Linked DNA regions of Homo sapiens: region 1 is linked to region 2. The links are chromatin loops, found by intact Hi-C in ENCODE. Cell type or tissue: HCT116. All regions are shown on one strand. Each heading gives the region's core, and the rest is flanking DNA. Links, peaks and the distances in the headings are about the cores only. Region 1 has its middle 130 kb from the start of NMUR2. Region 2 overlaps GALNT10 (polypeptide N-acetylgalactosaminyltransferase 10).

What was found. A loop is a pair of places that touch in the nucleus more often than their neighbours do. Peaks named below come from ENCODE experiments on the same cell type or tissue, not always from the same donor. Only the 100,000 strongest peaks of a DNase experiment are listed, where the experiment ranks them.
Region 1: it touches region 2 in a loop (8-fold over the local background); 2 of 110 quality-filtered maps call a loop at or near these places.

The regions. Positions count from the first base shown.
Region 1 is chr5:152,526,502-152,537,433 of GRCh38, reverse strand. No RefSeq gene overlaps it. Among named protein-coding and RNA genes, the nearest start is that of NMUR2, 130 kb to the right of the region's middle. In HCT116, for the core only: a CTCF peak has its summit at 4,597 (motif pointing left); a DNase peak (open chromatin) is centred at 4,613.
Region 2 is chr5:154,400,529-154,411,460 of GRCh38, reverse strand. It overlaps GALNT10 (polypeptide N-acetylgalactosaminyltransferase 10), which reads right to left. Exons shown (of 12, transcript NM_198321.4): 8 at 7,250-7,357; 9 at 1,699-1,920. The region is part of intron 2 of SAP30L-AS1 (SAP30L and GALNT10 antisense RNA 1); the gene reads left to right. Among named protein-coding and RNA genes, the nearest start is that of SAP30L-AS1, 40 kb to the left of the region's middle. RefSeq lists an enhancer at 577-1,077 and a silencer at 6,068-6,117. In HCT116, for the core only: a CTCF peak has its summit at 6,049 (motif pointing right); DNase peaks (open chromatin) are centred at 5,050 and 6,100.

The DNA.
Region 1 (10,932 bases), core at 2,470-7,469, 1.9 Mb after region 2:
AATTCTCCTTTCTGTAACTCATATATTTTTCTTATTTTTAAAAATCTACAAAAATAATAAAAACTTTAGAAGTATTATCTCATGTAATCATCATAACACACTTATCAGGTTTATAGATGGGAACATGAATACCCATGAAAGTTAATAGAACTTCCCAAGGTCATAGAGGTAGTACATAATGGAGATGAAATATAAATCCAGGTCTACATGATGCAAAAGCCTGCAACCCTTCCAGAGTATCCTGCTGCTTTTAAATCCTCATCCATATTGGAATTATCTTTGTTATCTTTACCTCTGATCAAGAATGTGCCAGAATGGCCTGTAACAAAATGTGTTTGTCTGAGAAACAGATATACCATTGTTGCAAGCACAATTTAAGTACTAGCCAACATTGCTGAAGTTGATGATCAGCTTGTGTCTTTATCTATAATATCTATAGACTTTAAACAGCAACAATAAAACAATAAAATATAGATCAGCATTACTGTTCATTCATTAGGACAAGAATTAGAGAATATTAAATGTCTCCATTTTCCTAGTTTAGAAGTGAAGATGCAGGTCGAAACCTTATCATTCTCATGGATTATGCCAGAGGTTTACAACAGAGATATTCAGTTTTTTCCCAAGACCCTAGGCTCCCAGAAGATTACCAGGTTTAGAGTTATAGAACTCAGAATAGGTTGAATCTTCATGTTTATTTTCCTACCTAATCATTTGAGAGAAAGTGAAATTTAAATCAGAAAGGTCAAGTGAGGCCAGGCATGGTAGCTCACTCCTGTAATCCCACCATTAATCTATGGACAAATGGCTGAGGCGGGCAGATCACCTGAGGTCAGGAGTTCGAGACCAGCCTAGCCAACAGAGTGAAACCCCGTCTCTACTAAAAATACGAAAATTAGCTGGGTATGGTGGCACGTGCCTGTAATATCAGCTACTCAGGAGGCTGAGACAGGAGAATCGCTTGAACCCAGGAGGTGGAGGTTGCAGTGAGCTGAGGTCACACTACTGCACTCCAGCCTGGGTGACAGAGCAAGACTCCATCTCAAAAAAAAAAAAAAAAAAGGAAAGAAAGATCAAGTCACTTACTACAATCACTGCAGCTAATACTACTCAGAGTGTCAGACTTGTAATGGAATATAAATCAGCATTTATGACTTCCTTCATCGAAGTCTGGCTACAAATAACCCCAGCTCAACTAAATTGTATGCTTATTTTATACATTTCATTACATTCTAGTTTCTTATGTAGTGCAGTCTAATAGCAGGTAGTATGCAAACTGGCAGTCCTTGGTCATATTTTGAGTAGCACTGACTGCAGCTAAGTAGTTTACAAGGCCAGAATTGGGAATTAGTTTCCAGCTATCCAAACCTACACTTTTTCAACTGAACTAGCATTTCCTACAATATTCCATGAAACAATATTCCCATAAGATGTTAAGTAATAGGTGTTCTACATTTTCTTAAGTCTGAAAAACAGTGGTCAAATGTAAATTTTTTCCTTGTTATACTGAATTTCTGGGTGGTTTTACTATGTTAATGTGCTCCATGACACTCAGAATGGAAGAGACCGTGTATTAGTTTTAAAACTTTATTGTACAAACACTTATTAACAAAATTAATCCAAGTGACTCAAGGAATACAGTTTGGGAAACTGTGTCCTGTATAGTAGGATGTTACACAAGTGAAGATCTTACTAGGAGTTTAAGGTACAACACAAATGTATTTCCCCCTCACATTTAGACCAGATCAATCTGATAGCCTCTGACTTAGTACATGGCTTGGTGTCACATTTAGAAAAACCACTATTTTAATGTTCAAATTTTAATTAAGGAGTCCTTTGAGTCTGTATCAGGCTTCCTTGTAGTAAAATCCCAGGAAATACTATATTCGTCTATTTTCTATTGCTTAAAATGCAATTCCTAAAAATGGGTGATTTGATAAGGAAAATAAATTTATTTCTTAGAGTTAGGAGGCTGAGAAGTCTAGGTTGAGAGGCCACATCTGATGAAGGTCTTCTTGCTGGTGGGGGCTCTCTGTGGAGTTCCGAGGTGGTACAGGACATTACATGGCGAGGGGGTCAAGTGTGCTAACGTACTAGCTCAAGCCTCTCTTCCTCCTCTTATAAAGCGCCAGTTCCCCTCCCATGATCATCCATTAGTCTATGGACAAAGTAATCCATTCCTGAGGGCAAAACCCTCATGGTTCAATCATCCTGAAAGGCCCCACCTCTCAATATTGCCGCATTGAGGATTAAGTTTCAACATAACTTTTGGAGGGGACATCCAAACCATAGCAGGTATATTTCAGAACTCCTACCAATTTAAGATTTTCTCTGTATCCATCTATTGCATCTAAACCTCATTTATCATAGTAAAGCAACTGACTGTAATTCAAAACTGCAAAACTCTCTTCAACCCACCCCAAGCTGACTCTTATCTTTCTTATCCCACCCACCTTGGTTTTTTCCCCTCTTCTAAGAGACATCTTTGCTCATTCCAAACTAAATCCATCCAGCCTATCTGTGCTCACTTCCATTAGCTCTCTTACCCACAATCCTGCTTTTACAATGAATCCCAGAAACAGCGTGGCAGGCAGAATTCCACTTGGCAGGCAGTAAAGGAAGAAAAGCTGTGAACACTCATACACTAACAATTGTTTTCTCCAACATATACTTCTCATTAATCATGCAAAGGCTTAATCTACTCTCTCTTTCATATTTATAATTCACACTCATTTTCAGTCTATTGTATATGTTGGAATAAACAATTAGTCATGTATTAGTGTTTACACCTTTCTGCCTCCACTGCCTGCAATCTATTAAACTTCAATTACTGTGACCTGGTAGAGGACATGAACTTCCATGAATTATTCTAGGTTGATAACTTATCCTGCCTGGAATTCTCTGATGACAAGGAAGCTGATTTTACTGTCTGAGGTCCACTACGTAACTCACATTTTGAACTAAATACTATATACTCTCCAGGCGGGTTTCCACTCCACTCTATATCTTGAAAAAAGATCTTAAACAACAAGGACCACTATAACACACTAGAGTTCACACTATACCAGAAGCAAGACAAAAAAAATGTCAGCAAAAGACAAATAAAAGATCTAGCACAGTCTCTTTGAATAATAATACGCTGGATTGATACTTCCTGTTTACTTTTAAAACCCCTTATATTCAGAACTGGACTGGGAACAGAAAATTTAAGTTCTTATATCATCCATCCCTCAACCAAATGACATTGAATACATCCCTTAAAATTTATAATTCTCAGTTTCTTCATCCATAAAACGAGTCAGTCAAACTGAAGTCCCTCTTGGCTCTAAAGTAATGTGATTTTATAGTATGCCTCAAGGTCTTTTAGGTACTTCGAGCAGTGGTTAAATGATCAGGTTCTGGGTTTGAATCTCAGCTTTGCTATTTACTGCTTGTATGACCTTGAACAAATTAATTATTCTCTCTGGGTCTCACTTCCCTAATCTATGAAACTGAAATAATAATAACCTACCCTACAAATTTTGGAGATTAAAGTAATGCATTTAAAGTACTTCAAACTTAGTTCCTAGACCCTAGTTACAGCTCAGTACATAGAAATTATTATCAACACCATTATAGGTTTTTTAAAATTTATTCCACACCCATTAAATGTCTGGCATAGTGTTCAGTGAACAGGTGCTGATCTGGGTATATCTCAGGCCTATGTTCACTTCACTTCCAGATAAATATTCCTTAAATAATACAAAACTATTGCCTTTTAATCATTAACCTTATTTTGACTTCTTATGCCTAGTGCTATACAGAAACTTATTTATTCAAAGACTTAATGTAGTACTTAAGTGCTAGACACTTTTCTAAACACTGTAAAAATATAAACTCAATCTTTCCATAATCCTATGAGTTGAATATATTATCATCTCACTTTCTCTATGAGGAATTTGAGTTGGTAACATGCCCCAGAGTATGTTCCAACAACTAGTATGTGCCACAGCTGGGATTTGGACTCAGGTGGCCTGTCTGTAAAAACTGTGTTTGTCCCACCAGGCCACACTGCCAGCCTTACACGCTACCATTCTTGGACTTATCCCATCTTGAATGGTTAACTAGTCTCTTCCCATTCTTCTGAAAAGTCCAGGCATTTCACTCATTTACGTTGCTGTACATTTAACTCTGCCTTCCTTCCCACCCCTTTCTAACCATCAAGTGGCGTCTTCCAGGTTCAACGCTCTACAGACCCAAATCTAAGACATCCATCAAGACTTCTTGCAATTTTCTCCCTTTCGATGTTGTCAGCTGTTTCTTCCGCTCACTCTGATGTCTTCTGTCTTGGTCTATTTCACTTGCAAGCAAAAGGGATGGGTAACATGTAATTTTTTGCACATGACTCCTCCTGCACATCCCACTAAACTGTAATTACCAAGAGACCAGGGTCTGTAGGATTCTTTCGCATTTTGTTCTCATGGTTGGTGGTCTGTCTCAAAACAGCCCTAGAAATTCCCTTATAAGCTAAAACATTAGGATGTATAGCATTTATTCGATCCCATTTTCTCCTCAAAGCAAATCTGACAACAGATACAATAGTCTTATTTGGCATAAGCTAGCCTACAGTGACATCTGGTGGCTATATTCTTAAAAGGTTTACAAACATTCACTAAAAGGGTAAGGTTTGTTCCTTAAGGAAAAGTTGCATTATCTATCAAAGCATGTGTCAGAACTGAGCTACCCACCAAGAGGGCAGGAAGAATCTGGTGAGATCTACACTCAGTCCTGAAGTACGGAGCACCTCCCCTCAGAAGGAGAAAGCACAGAAACTGAGGACAACTACACAGAAGTTGAAGTTCTGTGTTCCAGTCCTGACTGTTAGTGCCTGGAGAGTAGACAGGCCTCTGTTTCTCTCTGGGCCTTGGTTATCTATTTTGTTTTAATGATGGAAATAAACTCAGCCTCTAAGTTCTTTCCTCCCTAATAAAACAGAATATAATCTACAAATAAATACATACAATTTCTCTCAAATATCTAGTGCCAAGTAAAGTTAGTTATGATTTCTCATTTAAACATCACCTGTCTTATACAAGTACATCATAGAATTAGCCAAAATTAAGAGGCTAAAATCTCTCTCATACCAGTAGTAACAATAGTACCATTCACAAGAGTAATAATAACCGCTAACAATGCTATGTAATATGTATTCTTGTATGTATAACCTCATACTGTTAGACACAACTGAGGAGCCTTAAGCAGCAGACAGTCCCAGATGGCATCTTATGACTCAGGATGCCTCTGCGGAAGAGGTTGGGTCTACACAAAAGCCTCATAGGGCCGGCCTTCATAGCTGGAGAGCATCAACATGGGATTACAACCCCGTCTGTCCTATAAGACTTTAATGCCTCTTCTCTTATCTCACAGCCCTACCTGTAGTCATACAGGAGGCAGAGCAGTCCTGTTAAGCACAAGTGAGCAAATGTCCAAGCTGTCCAACCATCCCTCGCCTTCTCCATTGGTAACCAAGCCTGGATTAGGCTCAACAGAAAAGGGGTAAAGGCAAAAACTGGAAGAACTCTTGAAGCTGATATTAGACTGGATGCCTGGAAAAGGATGCCTGGATGCCTGGAGAAGTTTATTACTACTACAAGTGACATCAGAAGCTATGGAATATACTCAAGGTACTGTCAGGGCTATAGAAAGGCGGTTTGACACAGTACAGAGTAACAGCAATAGTAAAAGAATAAAGTTGCTTTCTGTTGGAGGTTTACTTAATCTGCCTCATTCAATAACCATATTTACTATTATGGACTGAATAGAATTGCCCATTTTGAATGACGGGTAAGCAGAAGAAATAACCTAATACAGAACCTCTGAAAGAATGAAAGAGATATGGAATACGAGAGATAGCAAAGAAAATAATACATTCCAACTGCTTTTCCCTGTTAAGGAAATATGAATGCTCTAAAACATGAAATAAATCCACAACACACAATAAAAAGAAAAGTAACAGTACAGGAATACTGGTATTGCATATACTGTCTAAAAGGATGAGGAGTTAAAGCAGAAATGGCATTTATGAAAAATAGTAAGTCAGTGATGTTGCAGGCAGGCTTGAAAAAATCACATATAATGTTGAAGTCAAAAAAGACCAAAATAAAAATGATTAGTGAAAAATATAACTATGTAGACGGGAGCAGATACTAGAGGACCATTACAGGAACAATTGCTTCCCCTGAAAAAGAAGAAAAACTAATTGCAATAGAAAAAAATATTCAAATAGGTATTGGAAGAAAATAATTTAGAAGTGAAGGCAAGAGTTTATCTGAAGGTCCAACAGGTTTCTCATTTTCCAGGGAAATTTAAGAATGTCTGAAATCACAATTCTGCTTAAGTTGTTAGACTTTAACAATAAAAGTGTGTTACATTTGAGTCCCACTAGAATTGCAAAAAAAAAAAAAAAAAAAAAAAAGAAGAAGAAGAAAGAAAGAAAGAAAAGAAAAGAAAGAGAAAAAAAAGTATCTTAAAAGCATAAGGTACAGAAGTGGTTACTGAAACAGGAAGAAAAGAGATATCAGGCCCTGACTTCTGGGACAGTTTAGATGCAAATAGCTGAGTTATGCCTACTTAGTTTTAACAGGGAACTGCATATTTGTAAAACATTGCACTCAATAAATGGAGAAAACACATTTACCCTGCACTTCTCCCCTAAACTCCAAATTCATTCCAGAGGCTACTCTTTATCACCCAATTATCTAATAGACAACCCAAAAACAAAATTTCCAAAACCAAACTCCCAGTCTTCCCCTGACAATTAGGTCCCAGTTTCTCCACATTTAAGTTAACAAAAATGCATTTTCTCTTCACTCAAACAAAAAAACCCAGCAGAGTCATTTTTAACATTTCGTTCTACCACTCCGCACATCTGAACTATGTAGAAATCCCATTGGCTCCACTTTGAAAATAAAGCCTAATTTGAACATTTCTTACCACCTCCCCTGCCATCACCCTTTTCCACATCACTACTATTTGTAACCAGGATTATTAAACCAGCTTCCTAGTTGTGTCTGCTTTCATCCTTACCCCTAGTTGTTTATTCTTAGGGAGATCCTGTGTTTCATCCTCTAACTTGGGACATTTTTGAAAGTGAAAGGGGCTAGGACAATAGGCATAAACTAGGATCGTCCTGCACAAGGCAGGGCGTATGATCCTTCTACTTAATCTTAATACAGAAGCCAGGAGTGTTTTGTTTTCTGTTTTGTTTTTGAAATGGAGTCTCACTCTGTCATCCAGGCTGTAGTGCAGTGGTGTAATCTTGGCTCACTGCAGCCTCCACCTCCCGAGTTCAAGTGATTCTCCTGCCTCAGCCTCCTCAGTAGCTGAGATTACAGGCATGCACCATCACATCTGGCTGATTTTTGTATTTTTAATAGATAATGGGTTTCACCATGTTGGCCAGGGTGGTCTCAAACTCCTTACCTCAAGTGATCCTCCCCCCTCACATCTCAAAGTGCTGGGATTACAGGCATGAGCCACAGTGCCCATTCAGCCAGGAGATCTTTTTAAAACAAGAGTCCTGCCACTCCTGCTCAAAGGCTTCTCATCTCCTTGGCTTAAAAGCCAATGTCCTTCCAATGACCTACAAAGTTCTCCATGTTCTGGCTGCCTGACATCTCTGACCACACCTCTCTCTTTCCCCTCTCCCTTTACTCCAGCCACAAGTCCTACTTTTTCTGAAAACTGCCAGGCACCTCCTGCCTCCAAGCCTTTGCCTTGAGGCTCCTCCTGGAAATGCTTTCCCCTCCCCCATTGCCTCTGTGTGACTTACTCTTTCATTCCTAGCAGGCTTTGCTCAAATGTCACCTCATTAGCAAGTCTTCCCTGACAACCCTGTTTAAAATTGCAATCTCCTCCCCCAGCTCCCATGTCTTTTATTTATAGCACTTATAACTTGCCCATACTTCTATATTGCTTACTTATTACATTTTGCTGTTTGTCTCCTCTCATCACTGCCCCACTTGAATGTGAGTTCCACGAAGGCACATTTTTTTCCTGCTTCTTTTCTCTGACCTAGTCCTTATGATACAACAGTAAATGGAAATAAATGAAGACCAACCCAATGACAACAAGCAAGTCCTATTTGTTCAGAGCTTGCTGTAGTAAGGGAGCCAGCCACCACCCCTAGTGTTTTAACAGAGACTCAAAGGCAGGCAGGGCAGTGGAGAAGCTTTAGAGTGGATACACTGGAACACTTCAGGTGTGCCCTGACTGTAAGCTAGTGGTCTGGGGAGGCTGTAGGTCATTTACTAAATGTGGGGCATCCTATGTGATCAGTTAGGGGTATTTATTTGGCTTTGTCTGATCCAAAGTTGGTATTGATATGGGAGGGGGGCAGAGAAGTGCTCGACAGAGAAGGGCAGTGTCCCTGGTAAGGGCTCCACCCTCAGTCCTGTGCCCACAGACCTAAGTGAGAACAGGCACTCCTGTTTTCACACTCAAATGATGTATTTTCCAAGACCACTCTGGCCTGCCTTGGCCCCCATTTTGTGCCCATAAAAACTCCCAGACCATAGCCAGCACAGACACAAGCTGCTGGACGTCAGGAGGAGCAGAAGAGCACACTGACAGACACCAGTAGATACCGGCAGTCCATTGACGGCGGGACAACATGGAATTCGATCTGAGGCAGTTGGAAGAGAGTCCCGCAGCTGGGTGACCCGACTCCAGGGAAAGACCACCTTCCCACTCCATCCCCCTTCTGGCTCCTTATCCACCAATCTGAGAGCTACCTCCATCACTCAATAAAACTTTGCACCCATCCTCCAAGCTCACATGTGATCCCATTGTTTCGGTACACCAGGGCAGGAACCCAGGACACAGAAAGCCCTCTGTCCTTGTGATAAGGCAGAGGGTCTAATTGAGCTGATTAACACAAGCCGCCTGCAGACAGCAAAGCTGAAAGAGCACACTGTAACACAGGCCCACTGGGGCTTCAGGAGCTGTAAACACTCAACCTTAGATGCTGCCATGGGGTCGGAGCCCAAAAATTCTCCCCACGACCTGCCTGTATGTTCCCCACAGGGGTTTGAGCAGCGGGGAACTGAAGAAGCAAGCCACACCCCTGTCACATGCCCTGCGAGAGGGATAAGGGAACTTCTTCCATTTCCATATGTTATTTATATCATAAAAGTGTTGATTAAAGAAAATCTCCTTATAATGTTTAAGGTTATAATCTATAAAGACACGGTTATCATTCAATCTTTTAGTACTGAAAGATATAATATTGATATCTATAAAGTACCATCTACAGACAGTGGAGGTAAAATCTACAAAAAAAAAAAAGTAGGAAACTGTTCATCTCTTATAAAACTTGACCTTTCAGGTGAGTAAAAAATTATTAAGGAGACTTCAAAAATATAGTAAATATATTGTAAAGAGATAATATAAACTTTTCAAGTACTTTTTTAAGCCGCCTAATATAGCACTAAGAAAAATTTTTAAACAAAATTATAAAGGAAGAAACTGACTTTATTTTTTAGTCATAATGAAACTCGAATAAAAAGCAAAAGTGAAACAGGAAATATGGGATCAGCAATACTAGCAACTCCTGAAATGTAACTGAACAAAACAGAGAGATGCAAACCTCTCTCATAATAGCTCTTATATTACAAAGGATAGCAAAATTTCAAGTATAGACTTTGCTTCTAGCAATATAGTGAACTAGATTCCTTAATGAGACCTAGATAAGTTATGACAAATGTGTTATTTTTTTTAGTTCATTGCTAAGCACTCAAGAAAATAAGGCCATATAAACAGTAACAGTGAAAGCAACCCAGTGAGAACAAGCAAAGCACTAACACCACAGCATCAATCAAATGTATAAATCAGGACTGCTTTCAAGGCAATGCTGAAACAGGAAGGGAAATCGGAAATGAGCAACTCCAGGCCTTTGAGAAGTACTGGAGCTGAACTTAGACTCCTACATTAAGCCAGGGGTTCACAGGGGGACTATACCCTGCAAGAGTCTGCTTACCAGCAAAGGGAGGCCACTGGGAATTCTGGCTGCAATTGTTTCCATATGCAGTTTCCCTTGAGAACTGTAGCTCTTGGCCTGCTCTCACCTGGGTCTGGAGTTAGAATGAATACCATCTTTCTGGTCAGAAAGAAATCCCAAGCCAAGGAAATAAAGTAGCCCCTATGTGGTAGCATCTCCTGAGGTCCAGCAGAAGCAAACACAAGTACACCACAGAACAATGCATCCCAAATTTTGGTCGTTTAGTGTTCTTCAATAAGTTCAGCTTTAAATGACTTCATGAAAGGTAAAACAATAACAGAAATAAATACATGAGGAAGCAAGAAACCATAAATGAGATTAAGCAAATTTAGACTCCAGAGGACTTCAAATCTTGAAATTATCAAATAGAGAGTAAAGATATAATAATATTTCAAAACCAAGAAATTAAACAAAAAAAGCAAGAAAACACATTTAGGAGGGGATTCTCTGAGTAGCTTGAAAAGGGGATGCCAAGGGGAATGTGCTCAGGCATCTTGCCACAATGGTATTGTTGTGTGTCTTAGGTTGGGGGATAGGATTGCAAGTGTGTGGTTATTCTGTGCCATAACACACATTCAATATTACAAATAACAATTCTCCCAAATACTACATGAAATATAACTTAAGTGTTAAAAAACATTTAAGAATCTTTGTGTACATGTTTATTCTTGTTTTCTCCTAAAGCCTCACCAAAATGATACTTAAGATATTTTTAGAGTTATTTAAAGGTATTTTTAATCAACCCAGAAGGACAAAGAGATAAACAGTTGAGGTGACAAGAGACACATAGCTGAGGATGTGGGGAGGATGCTTCCAGGAGTTCTCCAGCATCTTGTCCTCACTGTTGGGTCTCTCCAATTGCAGCTCCCTGATGTAGGGGTACTTCTCCTCCAGCT
Region 2 (10,932 bases), core at 3,286-8,285:
CGTCTTCCCCGATGGCCCCAGTGATGGGTGCAGGATCCAAGAATAAGACTTGATTCCTGCACCTTTACTGGTATACTGGGAAAGAGGCATATACTTTCTGCTGGGTTGGCCAAGCAGTAGGGGTTGGTCAGCCTGAAGCTTCTGGAAGCCATTTTGATACCTTCAGCATGAGGCCAACACAAAAGGAACATGAGTTCAGCAGGAGAAGAAGAGACTGACATCATTTGAAGCCCTGGATCCAGGTTGTCTTAAGCCATAGCTACCCCAGGCTCATATGTGAGTCAAACACAATATATTCCCCCCATTTTTTTTTACTTTAAATTGGTCTTCTGAAAGAGCCCCAACTCTTATGCTCCCCTTTTCCAAGCTCCAACCTATCCATCAATGAATGGGTAGGTCCTCTCAGCTCAGAGACCCAGGATCCCATGGTGGCATGCTCGTCTGCTTGCAAAGACTGGTCTGCCTCGGCCAGCATGGGCCTCACGGGCCACACCATGCGCAGTTCACAGGTCCCCATGCTCAGGAGGGCCTGGCTTGATTTAAAGCTCTGCTGCCACTGTCTTGAAATTCTGAATAATTTTATCTTTGAACTGTTTTGTAAGTGAAATCTGATGGGACACTGGAGCGTGTGCATGAGCAGAGAAGCACGCTGTTCCTCTCTGCCCTGTCTGCATGCAGCATGTGCGAAGACACTGAATAAATAGGGGCGCTGGGGGTCCCAGAGGCCCTGCTTTCCCTTCAAACCGGAACTCGCTCTGGGTGTGCTAAGAAGGGCAACAGCATCCTAAGAAGCAGGAACGACCAACAAGTCCTGTCATGTTCTTTCTTACTTGCGTTACTGCCCCGTGTTAGCCAAGAACTTATGAAGGAAAGGGAAAGATAGGGCAACCCTTAGTTCCTTTTCTTTTTCGAGGCAGGGTCTTGCTCTGTCACCAGGCTGGAGTGCAGTGGCACGAGCACAGCTCACTGGAACCTCGACCTCCTGGGCTCAAGCAGTTCTCCTGCCTCAGCCTCCCAAGTTGCTGCAACTACAGGCACATACCATTACGCCTGGCTAATTTTTTCTTTTTTTTTTTTTTTTTTGTAGAGACAGGGTCTTCCTATGTTTCCCATAGGAAAATGTTGTCAAACTCCTGAGCTCAAGTCATCCTCCTGCTTTGGCCTCCCAAAGTGCTAGGATTACAGGCCTGAGCCACTGTGCCTGGCTCCTTAGTTCCTTTGCCTTCCAGCCCTTTCTTACTCATCAGTAAATGGAAGGTGGAGAGTGTTGGAAGAATATGCACATTATCAAGAAGTGAAGTAAAAAGCTGAGTTTGTTGTGTGCCATGTTTAGATTGTTCTGGTGAGAAATACTTATGCATGCAGCAGGTGGGAAATACAGATCATGTCATTTCACCCATTCTGAACATGAGTTACATGCTGTTAATCTGAATTTTAAATTGTCACTGCATAATATAAAGATGAAAGGTAAAATTCATGCTAATAACTTAAAGTTTTAATTTTTCTACACTGAGAACACTAACTAACAAGTAAAAATACACCATGACAAGGCTAGAGAGAGACCAGGAAAGAAAGGAAACGATTTTATATTCACGCCTTTCCTCCCTGCACTGACTTTCTACCTTTTGAACATGGGATCTGCATTTGCATTTTGCACACCCATTAAATTATGGAGCCAGCCCTGCCCTCCAGACTCACCTCCCCCCAAGCTGCAGCCGGGGGCTCCACGGGTGGGTAGAATTTGGGCAGGTCCCAGGCTATCTTCGTCATAAACCACTTGAAACTCTTGCAGTTAAGGGAGCTGCGGAGCTTTTTCTGGACTGCGACATCCCCAGCGGAGAGGTGGCGGTATTCAGGCCGGCGCTGGTAAATGTACTCTGCGTACTCATCCATCCACACTTCGGCCACCCGCTTAAGGTTCTATGGGGCAAGAAGCAATGGAGGGGTCAGTCTTTCCAAGAAGCCAAAGCCAGGCAGTGGGGTGAAAAGGGTCCTGGCAGGTCGAGGTCAACCCTTCTTATTTTATGTTCCATCAAAAATCCCAGCCCCACCGTGAGTTTAGGCCTTCTGTGTTTCTATTTATCATTATGCATGTTTTAAGGGCTTCACAGCTTATAGTTGGCCCATAGGCTGCTGTTGTTTTGCCTGCCCATCTTCCATCCCATCTTCTTCTAGCGATAGCCCCCACTGATTTTCCTCTGGGGAGCCACCCTGTCTCCCTGTCAGCTCATGTGGCAGGAGGAAAGGCATGGACCCAGCCTAGCTAATGTGAATACAGGCGCCCCCGGTGCAGGGGCTGGTCAAACAGCAGACCCATTCCCTAAGCCCCACCAATCACAACCAACAGGCATCAGCCTTGGGATTTTTGCAGGAACTATTGGAAGAATCGTTCTGTTTCTGCTTGGATTGCTGGGTAAGACAGGATGCCAGCCAGAGCTGCTGGGCCATATGGCCTCCAAGGAGAGACAAGGAGAGCCTGTCCAAGGATGAAATCAACCCAGAATGAAGCAGAGCGGAGGGCTGGATCCAGGAATGCATTCCGCCTTTTAACACCAGAATCCAGCCATGTCTGAAGCTAGAGCTACCTTGGACTTTCCAGTTACAGAAGCCTGTATATTCTTTCTTCGCTAAGCCAATTTGATTTGGCTTTTTGTCATTTTCAACTGAGAGTTTTGACCAAGCTATGTGATAAAGGCAAATTATAATTTGAAACCAAAAGGTGTAATTCCATCAGCAGCTGGAATTTCTAATAATCCTTTGAGGTGCAAAGGTTGCTGCTACTTTCATCATGAAGCACAAAGATAATCAGTTTTAAAAAATGACAGCCACATGATTGGCAAGCAGAGGCAGCAGGTGAGGAAAGTGTTTGTGAGTAGACTTGGGGACAGAGGAAGAGGGAATTCTTATGTATGTGATGAAAATTCCTGATTCCATCTGCAGTGTAGACCCCACCCAGTGAGAACTTCTGATATGTGATATATCTGAGAGCAAAACTTCAGGGTTCAGGGGAAATTCTCCGCTCCAAAACATCTTTCTTCAACCCCTGGCTGTTGTCCCCCCACCCCAATTTTAACTCTTCGGTTTTACCTCCTTCGTAAGTTTTTTCCCTATTGCAATCTAAAATTTCCTCTGAAAGGTTAAAGGGGAGTTAGCAGTTTAAGCTGTTATCAGTCATTTGCACCTCAGTGTGAAGGATTGCTCTAGGAGCAGAAGGTCAGGCAGGGGTCCCAAATGTTTAAATGTCTTCTATAAAGAGCCGGATAGTAAATACTTAGGCTTTGCAGACCATATGGTCTCACCTCTGATGTAGCTATAAAGCAGCCATAGACACCATATAAATGGTGTGGCTGGGTTCCAGTAAAACTTATGGATACTGAAATTTGATTTTCATGTATCACAAAATATTCTTCTTTTGATTCCCATTCCCTCTAATGATTTAAAAATGTAAAAACCATTCTTAGGTCACAGGCCATACAAAAACAGGCTGCTGACTCTGGAGTAATGGAGAAGGAAGCCAACATGAGGGAGGCCCCCGCACTGAAGACAAAATTCACCAGTTCCCCCATTTTGCTGGCTCTGAGTTGGGGACCAGGAAACAGCTGAATTTCCTTGTTGCTACCTAGTTCTTCCTGAGTGCTGAAGAGTCCACAGTGGGTTAGAAAACAGCTCAGGAACAGTGTTTATCCCCACCAGGCCCCTGCACAGAAAAGGCTGTGTTTAATTTAAAACTGTGCTAGAGGAAGTTGAAGGCCTAACAGAGACTGTCTACATGAACACTCTGAAACACAATATTTCCTCTGCTTTTTCCAGTATGTCCACCAGGCTCTTTTGGCTCACTGTCTAACCTGCTCGAGTCACAGAGGTAATGAGGGTAGTTTCACTCCAACTGAAAACAAGTCTGGACACTCTGACCATGGCCAGACTGGTTAAGAATGATACTGAAATTTACCAGTGTCATTCTTAAAGGATTGAATAACATCATATTTTAATTCTAATTATAATTACCATTTTAATTAATATTGCATAATTGTATCTTCCAGACACAGCTTGAAAAGCTCTTTCTCCCAGATTTTGAACTTTTTTGCTACAGTTCACTGTTTGCACCAAAGGAAATGACTTTACACTTATTTCTCTCACATCTCCCCTTGTTAGAGACATAAAAAGGACCTTGGGATTTCAGTGGGCTTCGGGCTCCTCATACCTCTACTCTCAACACCTTCCTACTTCCGAGTCCCAGTCCCGTCTGAGGCCCAACTGTACTTCTTGTGCTTGGATTACAGAGATTTGCCTGGATCCTTGGAGTAAGTCTCCATTTTTGTTTCACCAAGTTTGAGTAGTTTCTGTTATTGCCTTCCCTAAGATCCTTTTTCCAGAGGCAAAGATAAGAAAGATTTCAGCAAGTTTAGTAAACAATGTAAGACTGGCTACTTGTTCCTGAGGCAGGCAAGCTGGTGGACAGCTCATCCTTCCTGAACTGCTTCTACCTCAAGGCTGTCTGGCTGTTTGTCCTTCCGGAGTCCGTACAATCTCAGTTTCTCTCTCTATCTGGCTCTCTCGGAGCTATTAGGACAACTCTCAAATCTATCAAAATGATCATCTAGGGGACAATGCTCTAGAAGGCTTAGGATGTGGTTATTAAAACATTGAGCACTTTTTTTCCCCCCAAGATGGAGTCTTGCTCTGTCGCTCAGGCTGGAGTACAGTGGCTCAGTCTCGGCTCACTGCAACTTCCGCCTCCCGGGTTCAAGCCATTCTCCTGCCTCAGCCTCCCTAGTAGCTGGTATTACAGGCGCACACCACCACGCCTGGCTAATTTTTGTATTTTTAGTAGAGATGGGGTTTTGCCATGTTGACCAGGCTGGTCTTGAACTCCTGACCTCAGGTGATCCGCCCGCCTTGGCCTCCCAAACTGCTGGGATTACAGGCATGAGCCACCACGCCCGGCCCACTGAACAAATATTTTAAATGTGGTCTGCAAGTAATTGAGGGTTGTTAGTCACCATAATAAAAGGCCGCACCTGATTCAGGCATCTCTGTGGTTCTGCGAACCCACACATAATCAGACCTGATGGATCACAGAGTCCCTGGGGAAGAAGCCATGAGGCACCACTCAGATTGTTAAGTGGCTTAAAGCCAAACACAGGACGATGCTTCAGTACAGATAGGTAAAAGAGAAATACGTTAAAATGCCTAAACACAGAATTTAGATAAGACTTTTAAATACATGTTCCAGTCTTTATTGTTAATATTGATGCTAACACTAATAACAGCAGTCACTGTTTAAGGAACAATTGCTATGTGCCAGGTACCTGTCAGACCTACACAGGTTTGAATTCTGGCACTAGTTACTTAATGTTTCCATCGCCAACATCACGTTTCATGTTCCCCATCCCTAAAATGGGGTTAAAAACAAGTGAGAATTAAGTGAGATAAGTAAAATGCTTTGCATGCCTGGCTCGAAGGGAATTTTTATAAGTATTACTACAGTTAGCTCTTATCCACTGAATTAATCTATAATAATGGTTCTATAACAAGCAGGAGGCGGTAATGTCTCTTTATCAGGTGGGCCTTTTAAAAAAAAAAACAACAGCAACAACAACAACAACAAACTTTCTTTGAGACATGGTCTCGTTTTGTCACCCAGGCTGGAGTGCAGTGGCACACACAGCTCACTGCAGCCTCGACCTCCCTGGCCCAAGTGATCTTCCCACCTCAGCTTCCTGAGTAGTTGGGACTACAGGCACACACCACTGCGCCCGGCTATTTTTATTTTTAGGTGAGCCTTATCAACAACAGCTCTGCAGAGGAAAAGAATGCTTTAGGGTTGCTCCTGGTCTGGAGTTGGAGTGTCCCCATGGTCCCTTGTAGCCGGAAGAGTCTCAGTCTTGGGCGTACCGAGAGAGCGTGCGCTTTTCCTGCCTGGCTCCCTCCTCAGGGATCGCCAAATGGCCTTTCAGAAGAACGCGATTCCTGCTTCAAGGGACTGAACCTAGAACCTACCCCCCGCCCGTGTCGGATGGGGCTGTGGGCAGCGCGGATGGCTGGTGAGGGCGTCGTTAGGCTCTGCTACCACTGGAGGGCACTGCCGGCTCTCCTTTCCCTCCACGCGGCCCCTGACACTTCCCGGAGCTCAGCTCCCACCCACTGATGGCTCTCAGGGAGACGCGCGGCCTCTTTGAGCCTCTCGGCTTTCCTTGTAAGTCACAGGACAACGCTCTTCTAGGTCCCGGGGGCTGCAATTCTACACGTCAAGGTTGTCAAGTGGAGGAGGAGGCAGCGCCCTGGACAGGAGGCAGTGCGGTCTAATGCCAACCCGGCCAGCACCGGGGTCTCCTGGCCGGGGCGGGGCTCACAGGCTCCCCGGAGGGAAAGCTGTGCGGGGGTCCTTTCCAGCTTCCCCGCAAGGCTCTTTCTATCCTCTGGGGACCCTCCCTCCTCTTCATTTTTCTTTTGTGGTCACCTGGATTTATTTATTTTTTTCCGAATACATTTAATATCCAAACCAAAAACAAACTCTGGCTGACAGATTTCCATTTGCAGCCAGTGGCCAATTTAATTGAAGCAATGATTGATAGAAACCATTTTAAGGCAATGAAACAGTTTGACATGCAGAGGTTTTGGCAGTAAGAGTAGACAGGGGGTGAGGAGAAGAGAAAGACACTGACATTTATGAAGCCCACTTCCCCTCCAGAAATTTAGTACGCAAGCTTTCCCAAACACACCACACCACACCACCTGTATTAATATTTATCTAACATGTTTTTTTACATCACCTCTGGTCTAACTTTGCACCTACTTTAGCTGTATGCTAAGTAATAATATCTGTGAAATTACAGGTTAGCTACACGAATACACATTAATTTAGAATCCACATTAACTTAAACACATGAACAAGAAAACATTCCTGTGTTTGCTGCCTAAGATCGTCTCCTCTGTCACACTCTGGGAAACAGTATCACCTCCTTAATTCTCCTGGCAATGCTGGGAGTTGGAAAGAATTAGCTCTCTTTAAACAAAGGAGGAAACACAGGTTCAGAGGACTTAAGCAACCCTCCCCAGGTCACATAGCAATGAATGGTTAAGTAGGGATTTAAGGGAGTTCTTTTAAATCAGATTTCACCTGGAGAATGGGAGGCACATCCTCAAACCCAGAGATCACATAACACAGTCTAGGGCCCCAGGGTGCCTCAGTGCAGCTGATGGTCCTAGGCCAACCCCTTCTACCCGCCAAGGAAAGCCACCACCTTACCCGGGCCAGGCTGACTCCGGCCGGGACCTTGTAGGGCACATACTTCCTGTAGATATGGCCCACCCTGGAGCAGGGGATGTCCTCCATGCGGCCCCCACACATCCACACCTGCATGGCAAGAAGGAAGAGAGAGGATGACGTTTCTGCTTCCAGTTCACCATCCCGCCAGGCCAGCATCCCTTAGTGCACTCAGCAAAAGCATCAGCCTGGATTGTCTGCTGAAGCCTGGATCACAGACCTAATGACATGGGAAAACACAGTAATATAATAACAGCGGTAAAAACAGCTGACAGCACTGAGTGCTTACCATTGCCACACACTATGCTAAGATGGTCACATGCACAACCACACTTAAGCCTCATCAGAAAACCTATAAAGTAGGTAGTAACATTTTACAGATGCTGAAATGGAGGCTCAGAGAAGCTAAGAAATGTGACTCAGGTCACAGAGTAAGTGGTGGAGCCAAAATTTAAACCCTGTTTTAGCTGACTTCAGAATCTGAGCTCTAATCCACTATGGAGTGCTGTGTTGAGAATTCTAGGGTGGCATCGGGGGATCAGTGGGAAAGACCATGGTGATCACAAAGTGACATCAGCCACAGCATAAGTAGTCAAGGTGGCACACAGGTTCCGTAGATTTACTGTCACATATTTATTTTCCTCCTGGATCTATGAGCCTCTCGCTGGGTCTCCCTGAGCAGTTCCGTCAGCCTCCCTGCCCTGCCTTCTCTGAGTCTGGCTTGCTAGGCTGTGCAGCTGGGTCTTGCCGCAGTGTGGGATCTGATGGTTCTCTTTGCCTCCCTCTCCCAGGGAGGAGTATTTGACATCACAGAGAGCTCCTGAGTTTGCCCACTGGTCTGATAGCAACTTGGGAATGTGAACATGTACAGCCAATACTGACTCATACCCACTGAGGGGCCCAGCCTACATAGACCCTCCTTGGGAGGCCTGGGTTTGAATCCTGGCTCAGCCACTTACCCACTTGATGACTTTGGCCTACACAGACCCTCCTTGGCAGGCCTGGGTTTGAATCCTGGCTCAGCCACTTACCCACTTTATGACTTTGATTAAGGTACTTAACTTCTCTGAGACTCAGTTTCCTGTAAAGAAATAGAGGAGGCAGGACTGGAAGATGAGATATTGTGTGTAAAAGGGTTTAGCACAAGATCTGGTGCATACTCAGGACACAGCAGTGAATCAGTCAGCCGAGGCCCCAGCCTCCGAAGTGGCCTCACAATCCCTGCCTCCTCGTATTTGTGCCCCTGTGTAGATGCCTCCCAGTGAGTCACATGAGGACTGACCTGTGTAACCCACAGGATACTGCAGAAATGACGGTCATAAAGATGCCGTGGCTTCCACCTTTCTCTGTGGGACCGCTGGCTTTGGAGGAGCCAGCTGCCATGTTTGAGGACACCCCAGCCATGCTGTGGAGAGGTCCATGCGGTGAGAGCTGAGGCCTCCTGCCCACAGCACTAATTTGCCAGCCAGGTCAGTGAGCCACCAAGAAGCAGAGGTCGTGGTCACAGTCAAGCCTGCAGATGACTGCGGCCCTGGCTCATGGCCTGACTATTCTCCTATGCGAGACCCAAGGTGGAGCTATCAAACCAAGCCACTCCCAAATCCCTGGCCTAGGGAAGCGCTGCCATCATAACTGTGTATTGTGTTAAGATGGATTCTGGGGGTAATTTTTCCTGGCATAGGTAACTAACATGGGAGATGGTTTCAGGTGGCGATGGCAGAGCAGGGCCATTGCATAGATTCGTTGTAGGGGTGTATGGGATGTGAGAGATGCTACTTTATGCTCCCCAGTCAGGGAAAGCCTCACTTCGGAAGGGATGTTTGAGGTGGAACCAAGAAGGTGAAAGTAAAGGCAAGGGAACGGGTGGGAGAAGAGCAAGTGCAAAGGCACCAGGGCAGGGCCAAGCTTGGCATAATCAAAAAGAAAGCCAGGGCAGGAGCAGAGGGAGAAAGGGGAAGAGGGATGGGAGGGGAGGCCAGAGACGCGGGCAGGGCTCCCGCAGGGCCCTCACGGGGCAGAACAAGGAGTCTTCACAGAAGGTCTTCAGTGAGGGAGACACACAATCCACTTACATCTTACAAAGATGACTCTGCCAGTGGGGTGGAGAACAGCCTGATGGGGCAGGCCTCAGGGAGAGTAGGCCCGGGAGGCTCTTGCAGTCGTCCTGATATGAGACCGTCCTGACCCTGGGTGAGGGGTGCTGAGGCGATGGGGGGACACAGCTGGATTCAGGACATTATTATGAATCTCGCTACCATAGTCTCTCATTTGTGGAATGGGGGGCAGGAATGGGGACATCTGCAAACCAGATTCTGTGCAAAAGTGCTCTTTTCAGTTGGAACTGCTCGATGAGGTCGTGGGGATTGGGCTTCACATCTTGATTAATTCAGGGGCTCTAGAAGGGCTTGCTCTTCCACCTGGCTCCTAAAAGGTCCTTTGTCCCCCACTACTTCCTGCTGTCTCCATCCCCAGCCCTGATGTACTCTGGCCCTCCCGAGAGGGGATGTGCACAGGGCTGCAATTATTGGAAGTGCTGCCTGGAGAAATGCAATTATATTCTGATCTTGGGGGAGAAAAAAAAATCCAGCCAGTCAATAGAACAGAACATTGGTCTCGAGATAATGGGCTCCTGATGGTAGATTAATGTCAAGGCCAAACCAAGAAGTTTATTTTCAAAGCAGGAGATATTGATCAGGCGCCAGCATCCCATAACAATAACTCTTCCTTTATACAAAGTGATTGATGTGGAAGTGATGCTTTTGCCTGGCGGGTATTGCCCAGGTCGCTGCTGGGCTGCCCTCTGCCTTTCAGGTGGTGCAGTGGCCCTGAGCAGGTGGGACACCTTACCCTGCTCTATTTCTGAACGTCTCCCGGGCAGTTGATCAGGTCGGCATCCAGCTTCCTTGTCTTCATATTAAACTTGCATTAGCTAATGAGGCTCTGTGTCCAGCTCTGCTTGGCAGAGGCACCTAACTTTATGCAGGTGGATGATAAATTTCCAAATCCTTCTCTTTGCTGTGACCTCTGGTTTCTTTGGCCCCAATCATGCTGGCCATCAGCCTGAAGGTTCCTGAGGGACCAGGGTGACCCTGATATGTCGGGAGGCTTGAGGCATCCAGGATGCCCTCAGATTCCTGGGATGTCTGGAGGGTTTGGTCAGTGGGTTTACTCCATGGCTTCCCTGCCCAGCACAGGATGCCCTGGTGGCCGACTCTGAATGTGAACTACCCTCAGGAAGACAGACATCTGCTCAGATGAAGCTGCTTCACTCCTGGGTCCTTTGAGAGCATCCCAGTGCAGGCCACGCCCATCACTTCAGAATGTCCTCTGGCCTGACCAAGAGCCCCGTGCAGCCCTCCACCCTCACCTCATTCCACTCACTTCTTGCTCACCACACCCATTGACTCCCCTCATAGACTCCTCCCTCTGCCTGGCTACCTCATACTCATCCTTCAGGTCCCCTTAAGAGCCACCTCCTCAGGGGCTTCTCACCCTTTTATACCTACACACAGCATCTTGCTTCATTGCCTTTTACCAGAAGTGAAATATTAATTATTCACAGGATTATGTCCCTGGTCTAATCTCCCTGCAATGGGCATCTGTTGTTTTTGCCTGTCCAGTGCACCTTCTCCCTATTGGGGACTGTCCTTCCAACTGCTCCACCT